2 separate regions of the Homo sapiens genome follow, and region 2 is linked to region 1. Evidence: read pairs that join two places in POLR2A ChIA-PET (ENCODE). Cell type or tissue: HepG2. All regions are shown on one strand. Each heading gives the region's core, and the rest is flanking DNA. Links, peaks and the distances in the headings are about the cores only.

Region 1 (4,391 bases), core at 240-4,239:
GCTGGTCTCGAACTCCTGACCGTGTTATCCACCTGCCTTGGCCTCCCAAAGTGCAATTATAAGTGTGAGCCACTGCACCTGGCTGCTTTCAGCTTTATTTTTCCTAATTTAACTTTCAGGTATCATCATCTTTTTCCTCCCAAGCTTTCAAATTTCTACCACTAGCATTTAACTGATTATTGACACTTAACAAAACCAGATTCATTTACCACTTACTCTGGACTGTAGTGCTATGTGTGCTAAAAAGCGCCAAACAAAGTTCTTGGTCTCAGTAATTTATAACCTAGATGGATAGGAAAGTCATGTGCACATAGAAAGGTAACTAACAAGGCCGGGAGCGGTGGCTCACGCCTGTAATCCCAGCACTTTGGGAGGCCGAGGCGGGCGGATCATGAGGTCAGGAGATTGAGACCATCCTGGCTAACACGGTGAAACCCCGTCTCTACTAAAAATACAAAAAATTAGCTGGGCATGGTGACGTGCACCTGTAGGCAACAGAGCAAGACTCCATCTCAAATAAAAAAAAAAAAAGAAAGGTAACTAACAATATCAGTGCTGAAGGTGAGATATACAAACTTGTGTGTTATTGATTACCACAGAAGGGAAAATTTTTTAAGATTGGAAGTGTTAGAAGAGATGAGACTTAGGCTAAATCATGTGATGACTGAATGCTTGGTTCCAGCATAGGACAGTGTGATGTATGCACTCAAAGTCTGGAATCTGCATCTCATATTGGAAGATAAAGAATAGTCTTGGCCGGGTGTGGTGGCTCACGCCTGTAATCCCAACACTCCAGAAGGCTGAGGCAGGTGAATTGCTTGAGCTCAGGAGTTTGAGATCAGCCTGGGCAACACAGTGAGACCCTGTCTCTACTAAAATTTTTTTTTAAAACATTAGCCGGGTGTGATGGCTCACATCTATAAGTCCCAGCTACTCAGGAGGCTGAGGTGGGAGGATTGCTTGAGCTCAGGAATTTGAGGCTGCAGTGAGCTGTGACCGTGCCACTGCATTCTAGCATTCCAGCCTGGGCGATAGAGCAAAACTCTTTTCAAAAGAAAAAAAAAAAAAGATCATCTCCCAACTTGGCTAGAAAAGCATGTACTAGTACATAAATGTTCCATAAACATAGCATAAACTCCAGTTCAAATTGTCAGAGGCGTTTGAACCAGAGCAACTCCATCTTGAATAGGGGTTGAGTAAAATGAGGCTGAAACCTACTGGGCTCTATTCCCAGACGGTTAAGCATTATAAGTCACAGGATGACATAGGAGGTCGGCACAAGATACAGGTCTTAAAGACCTTGCTGATAAAGCAGGTTGCAGTAAAGAAGCCTGCCAAAGGCTGGGCGCAGCGGCTCACACCTGTAATCCCAGCACTTTGGGAGGCCAAGGCTGGCAGATCACCTGAGATCAGGAGTTTCAGACCAGCCTGGCCAACGTGGTGAAACCCCATCTCTACTAAAAATACAAAAAAAAAATTAGCCAGGCGTGGTGGCACGTGACTGTGGTCCCAGCTACTTGGGAGGCTGAGGCAGGAGAATCACTGGAACCCAGGAGGTGGAGGTTGCAGTGAACTGAGATCACACCTCTGCACTCCAGCCTGGGCCACAGAGTGAGACTCCCTCTCAAAAACAAACAAACAAACAAAAAACCCTGTTTCCTGAATGCTTGGGGAGACTCATTTGAGTAATAATAGAACTCTGGGCTGGGCTCAGTGGCTCACACCTGTAATCCCAGCCCTTTGGGAGGCCTAGGCAGGCGGATCACGAGGTCAGGAGATCAAGACCAGCATGACCAACATGGTGAAACCCCATCTCTACTAAAAATACAAAAATTAGCCGGGCATGGTGGCAGGCGCCTGCAATCCCAGCTACTCGGGAGGCTGAGGCAGGAGAGTCGCTTGAACCCAGGAGGCGGAGGTTTCAGTGAGCTGAGATCGCACCACTGCACTCCAGCCTGGGCGACAGAGTGAGACTCTGTCTCAAAAAAAAAAACAAAAAAACAAAAAAAAACTAAAAACTTAGCCAGGCGTGGTGGTGCACGCCTGTAGTCCCAGCTACTCCGGAGGCCGAGGCAGGAGAATCTCTTGAACCCAGGAGGTGGAGTTTGCAGTGAGCTGACATCACGCCACTGCACTCCAGCCTGGGCAACAGAGTGAGACTCGTCTCAAAAAAAAAATCAGACTCCAGTCTCCTGCACAGCTGACTCTGCACGAATTTCTCTTTCACTATTGCAATTTCCCTGTGTTGATGAATCTACTCTGTCTAGGCAGCTGGCGAGGTGAATGCCTCGGGCGGTTCCAATGGTATTGAAAACCATGGCCTCTTATCAGATCACTAAGGTAGAGAATATGGTTAAAGAAAAGTAGTTTGTGTTAGAGTTGGGGTTTTTCAGAATCTAAAGAAAAATTGCTTAAAAACTGTCTGCAAAATAGCTCCAAGGGAAAAAAAGAATAGAAAAGAAAGTGGGCTTTTGTAGTAACCACATTCAGAACTGTGAACTGGCTCCTGTGTTCTCTTTATCCCCAAGGGCATGTGAAACACTGTTTTCCCGGGCAGTCACAGCAAGGCTGCCTGGATGAGGCCGCTGGGACTGGAATGTCAGCCTGCGGCCTGCCCTCCACTTTTCTTAGCGGAGCTGTCATCTAAACCTGGACCTTGTTTTCTGCCCTGCCTCCCCCCGGCTGCTTGTCAATATTTGCTTTCTAGATCACAAGATCCTAAGCCCCAAGGCCTGTCACTTTAAACAACCAGAAGAGGAAGTCAACAATAACCACTCTGGTGAAGCTGTCTACTTTAGGGACGTTTCCCTAGTTGGTTTGCTCCTGCGAGTTCCCACTCCCAGGAAAAGCACTGCAGTGCTAACTGAGCAGCTTTGTTTGCCTCCCGACTGTGTGGCCCCCAGCAACTATGCCAGGATTCACAAGCCAGCGGGATCCTAAATGTCTGTGTGCATGGCAGCAAGGTTGCTCTTCAGCCTGTTGGCAAAATTCTCCCACAGCACTTTTATTTCTCAGGCACGCCTTCATGGGCCCCAGAAATTAATTCCTTGACGGCTGTTGTGGAGCCTTAGTTGCCAGCGAGAGGCAACCAAGGTTTAAATGTAAATTAGCTTACAGAGTGAAGGGAGGTTGCAAATACCCCTCCACTTAGTACGTAAATTCAGCAACCTTAATCTAGAACAGCAAGGAGTCTTAGAATTGGCACAGAGTGGGCACCCAGCCCCTTCTGGCCAAATCCCTGATGAGAGATGCCTGAAATTCACCCTTTCAGCCTGAGATTTTGTTCTCTGTGTAAAGCCAATTGTTGCTGTCATTAGTAAGCGAAACTACGCCTTACAAAAGTAAATGCGGGTCCTCCTCAGTTTGCTTCTGAAAGAAGGCTTTCCGGGGAGATGTGCTAAACAAACCAAGCCTGGCTGTACCTGCAAGCTCAGGCTGCCACATGGTCTGAAGCTTGGATTCCTGAGAGGTGCGACAGGCTCAGGGTCCCCTGCCTGGACTCAAGAGTCAGCCTGTCTAGACTGGAATTCCCGACCCTTCACTTAAATATGTGGACAAACCTCTTTCTGCCTCAATTTCCTCATCAGTCAAAAATAGTTATTACTAGTGCCTACCTCCTAGAGCTGCTTGGAGGTTAGAATCTGTGAACATAGATGAAGCTGTGTCTATACCCGGTAAGTCCAGCATGAGTGTTCATTGTAATTATTTGATTATGGCTGTCTCCCACATACTGGCTCTCAGGGGTGCGCCATTCCCATTTCAAACTCTATGCTCGGAGTGTAGACAAAACTCTCAACGCAGCCAAAAAAGGCTGAAATGCTCATGAAAACTTCACAGACACCAGGGAGAACTCAAGGGAGCTAAAGTCAAAGGAAACGTGAAGCCTGACACCAGCTGAGCTCTACCGGCTGGGGCCGGAATGCTGTCCCCAACCTTCCCTCCTCCGGCATTTGGTCCTTCTGAGGCAATCTACCATGCTCTCACCCTAGGCTATGTTCTGTTAGTTGATTTTATTTCTGGTCTTCTCCCAGGTGACTGTCCCTTATCCGTAAGGCAAGACCTACTTCACCCAGAAAGTGGCACTGGCTTCAGACTAGGACCAGGGTCAGGTGTGTGAGACGCTCACATCGGGTGCAAAATGTAAGGGGGCAAGAGGCAAAAAGTCATCCAGATAAATGATATTTTGATGCAATATTTTAAAAAATTAAATGAATTTTTAAAAATCACAAATAAAATATTACTATATTAAATGCAGACAGGCTCTGACTGCATCATGCCCAACCACACTGGAGCCTGAGGCAAAAGGAGTAATGCTCTCCCCTGTACTCATGTTTGCATGTATTTGTAAACGGCTAATAATTTTTTTTTTTTGAGATGGAGTCTTGCTCTGT
Region 2 (4,391 bases), core at 313-4,312, 98 kb before region 1:
CTGGCTTATGTATTGACCTTGTACTTGAAAGTACTTTTCCATAAATATCAGTAACTGTGGCTGTTCACCAAATATAGAAGTGATAAAACAAATAACAGCAAAATCAAAGCACACTTCTAGTTTTTTTTTAATAAAGTTTGCTTGTGATGATGACCTTCTGTGCTCTGGAACTTCTGTTTTACAAAAAATTGGAGCTGGAAAGAAAAAGAACCTTTTGATTGGTACAATTTAAAAAAAATTCAAGTAAAAATTAGCAAACATGCATCTAGTATATTATAGGATATCTGGCCATGGGACTTTGAAAAAGAAAAGAAAAAACCAAAAACACCAAACCATATTTTCTTGAAGATAAATTCTTCTAGAGAGCTCTCAAAAAATATGGGCTTGGTCCTGATTTTGCAAACAACAGCAGGGTTCTCAAGTGGAGCAGGGTGATAATTTTTACAAGGTAAATGTAAATTATCTTTCATATAGGGGAAAAAATGGGAAATCTAATTTTAGTAACACTGGGTTAAGATGAAAGGAAAAAAGGTATTAATAAAAGATCCATTAGCTTTAAAATCCAAAGCATGTTGAAAAGCAGTAATAAATTTATAGTTTATCTTTCTAAATTCAATGCTTGAATAAAATACAGCTTTTATACTATTTATTCTTTCAAAAATAATTGCATGCCTACTATGTACCAGACAACTGCTCTAGGCTCTGGGGATGGCTATATCAATGAACAAGATAAAGATCCATGCCCTTGGAGAGCTTGCATTGAAAGATCATACATGAGAATTCCTTCCTCTTTTCCAAAAAAACAAACAAACAAACAAAAATACCTGTAAAATATATAAGCCAATAAAATCTGCCAAAGTCCTGTGGTTTACTTCTCCATATTTAAAAATTGAAAGCCACCAATGGGCCAAGGTTATGTTTTCCTATTTTAAAGTTGAGTTGCAATATTCTGAAAATGGGTCTGAAATAGATGCAGTGAGAGCATTAAACCAGATGTGTTGCTCTGTGGGGAACATGGGAGCATGCAACGCTGCTAGCACAGAGGTAGCTAGAGTAAACTGAGGCAGAGTCCCCCAAATGAGCATTCTGAATAGAACAAGGCATGATGAATTTCCTCAAGAGCCAAATAGTTAAACCGACAGGGATACTTAAGTGGGAGAAATAAAACAAGGGACACAAAGTACAGAAGGAAATTATCAAAAAGGAAAAATAAACTTATTTTCTAAAACTTGGGTAACTGATTTTAACACATACCCCAAACCTACACGCCTTGCGATTATCATCCACATGCTACTCATGGCTGCCCCCTTGCACTGTGGCCCTCTCTACCTTTCTCTGCGTCTTTACGTCCACCATTGGTTTCACAAGCTCTGACATCAATGCACAGGAGTTCGAATCGACAGCCTGGTTCCCTTATTAAAATAAAAATTCTCACAAAATCAGTATCAGTAGAATTTGTTCTAAAAAACTGAACCTAAGAATTAATTCAATAAAATACTATCTTATGTCTATAATTCCCCAACAAAGGGCACAGCTTTATTTAGACATGAAATTCAAAATAACTCATGGTAGGTCAGCAGCCATTAGCTGTGTACTAGGGCCACGGCTGGGCTATTCAATAAGAGCAGCCATTTTCCCCCAGCTAACTGATCCTTTTCACACTGTGATGTATTTTTATTTTGTTCATTCATTCATTTTGGCAAATACTGAACACATAACATGTGCCAGGTGCTGTTCTGGATGCTGGGGAAACAGCAGTGAACAAGAGGGACAAGGTCTCTCCTCTCCAGGAGCTGACATTTAGTTGGAGAAGGAAGACAAAGCATAAGGAAGCAGAAGTAAGAAGCGCTAGGAAGATCCGACAGGGCAATGTGACAAGTGTGGGCAGGGCTGCCAGGGAGGGTGGCTGGGCCTCTTACTTCTTACGGTCCTTGTCCTTCCTCAGGTTGCTGCCTGTTGCCAGAAAGGACTGGCTGTGAAATATCTCGGAGGTAGCTTTCTTTTTAGAGAAAGCAATTATTTCTTCTTCCAAAAGTCTTCTCTTTTCTTCAAGCTTCATTCTCTCTTCTTGGTGAAGTCTCTTAAGGTGCTCAAATTTGGCCTGTAGCTGGAAACAAAAGTGCAATCCCCACTACTGACACAGCGCGGCAGCAGAGGCACGCTCTCCAGCTCAGCAACACAAAGGCGGACCCCATAGCGCAACACAGAATAACCTACACAGTCAAAATCTTTCTGAAGTCTCAGAAGTTCATAGTTCAAGGAAAAGTTTACATATGGAATTCCCTTGGTAACTTTAATTTAAATGAGTTCCCATGCAAAAATCATAGCTTTATGTACAAAACTATTTTTAAAACATTGTGAACTTTTCCTAGAGTTTTTATTTTCTCGGTGTGTATTTTCCCTACAAAACTTCTTAAAGTCTCTCAAGTCCATGCTCAATAAAAATAAGAGATGCAAAGTATAGAAAGAAATTACCAGAAAGGAAAAAAACAACAACACTATTTTCCAAATAAAATATATGCAGTAAACAGTTATTGAAAACTGTACTAGTAAACATCACTGGAAAGCAAGTGTCAATTGTCAACTATGTCAAGAATGTTAAAACTGTATTCTATTTTTCCATAGTCTTTCAATGTCCTGAGATCTAGGCTTAAAAAAATCCTAAATTCAGAGAAAGCTTTACATATAAAAATACTCATCATAGTAGAATTTACACTATAATAGGAAAAACATTGCCTACATAGCCAATAAAGATAAAGAATAAATTAATGCTAAATACATTTGATGCAGCTGTAGGAGAGCAGAATGTGCAGGACTGTTGAGCTGAGGGCAACTAAGAAGCAGCAGATACAGGAAAGCTCTCTGACCTCCCTTTAGGCGCCTAAAGGCAGGATACAGATGTACAAAGAAAAAAGGTATCCAGCCCCCTTCCCCAACCAGGGAGAACAAAGGTTAACCACCAAAGACAACTTCAGACCCTTTTGGGCCTGGAGACTGGTACCAGACAGCTCTACATTAACTAGCTTTACTGACTAGCCTTCATCTGCCAGCTATGTGCCTTCCTCCAAGTTGCTGCCTCTAGAGACTCCAAGTCCTTTTCCTTTGTCTTGTCATTTCTGTAAAAATTAACTGTTCTTTGTTGAAGATGCTATAGAAGGTAGAATGCAGTCGCCTCTTTGAGAACTACTCATTGACTGTATCACCCCTGTATATGTGAAATATACATGCTAATAAACTTGTTTTTTTTTTTTTTTTTTGGTTAATCTGAAAATAAGGGGTCATTCCAATAAGAACCTATAGGGGTTATTCTTCCCGTATACAACTGTTAAATGAGTTTCAAGAGATTTCTCTTAAGTGAAAAAAGCAGAAGAAAAAATTATTTAAAGAATACAATTCAGCAGTTTTTCACCTCCTTGGGGCTGAAAATCATCTTGATAAACCATATAAAGGGAGCAATGTCACCTTAGATGTCAATTTTGGGGCAGGCCTTTTAATTTATTTTGTTCCACAATTTAAGGAATGCCCTATATGGATCATAGAAGGCATATTTCTCAAAGCTATGAAGGGCATAAAACTCTGGAAACTTACAAATAAAAAGGAAGCTTTAAAACAACTGGGATATACCAAAAGAAAACATCTATCTAACGTTTTTACCATGATGGCTGGCACTGAGTAAGCACTCGATAAATATTAGCCATTGTTAATAACAAAAAATAGGAAACTCAGCTTGCTCCAGCTGCCACCCTGGGTAGTTCTTTCTGTGTCCTGTGCTCTGTTACAGGTGCAAAAGAGAAACCCTTAGCACACATGTGCTGGGGTAACTGTGGGAGCAACGTCTCCCTGAGGATTACTTAGGAGCTATGTCTTTTTCATTTTTATACCCCCAGCACAGCACACAATACTGCTCATAAAAGAATTCTAAAAGATGTAGAAGAACTAGTAATGAGAGGAAATACAGATGAAAGTTATGTGAAGTTCTGCATGCAGTTCAGAGAGACAAGGTCCAAGGAGAATGTAGGTGGACCTGGTTTAATTGTGGCTTACCTCAAAAAAAAAAAAAACTAGGGTCTTAAGCCAGCTCCATAGGAATCAGCTGTGTGCTGTGCCCTCTAACAACACAACCACAGTGTCTAGAATCTACATTTTAAAAGATAACCTTATTTTTGGTCCTCTGATCTGGTTAGGTAAATCTGACATTAACATTTTAGTTCTGGGTAGAAACCTGGCATTCATGCAAACAAAGCAGGACTTGGTGTCTAGAAAAAGACGACATAGCTGGGCGTGATGGCTCATTGAGGTTTACAGGCTCATTGGCTCACGGAGGTTTACACGCATGAGCCACAGCGCCTGGCTATGTTATCTTTTTCTAAGACACCAAGTTGTCTAGAAAG

The links. ChIA-PET counts read pairs that join two places held together with the same protein. Peaks named below come from ENCODE experiments on the same cell type or tissue, not always from the same donor. Only the 100,000 strongest peaks of a DNase experiment are listed, where the experiment ranks them.
Region 2: POLR2A ChIA-PET joins it to region 1 with 6 read pairs; 5 of 35 experiments call an interaction of 5 or more read pairs at or near these places.

The regions. Positions count from the first base shown.
Region 1 is chr2:109,642,139-109,646,529 of GRCh38, forward strand. It overlaps a transcript of RANBP2 not described here. Among named protein-coding and RNA genes, the nearest start is that of SOWAHC, 30 kb to the left of the region's middle. In HepG2, for the core only: no CTCF peak of the experiment used is centred there; DNase peaks (open chromatin) are centred at 2,263, 2,733 and 3,463; H3K4me3 peaks cover 983 bases.
Region 2 is chr2:109,544,131-109,548,521 of GRCh38, forward strand. It overlaps SEPTIN10 (septin 10), which reads right to left. Exons shown (of 11, transcript NM_144710.5): 10 at 1,920-2,107; 11 at 1-194. The coding sequence ends at 179. It also overlaps a transcript of RANBP2 not described here. Among named protein-coding and RNA genes, the nearest start is that of SEPTIN10, 68 kb to the right of the region's middle. In HepG2, for the core only: a CTCF peak has its summit at 2,159; a DNase peak (open chromatin) is centred at 2,181.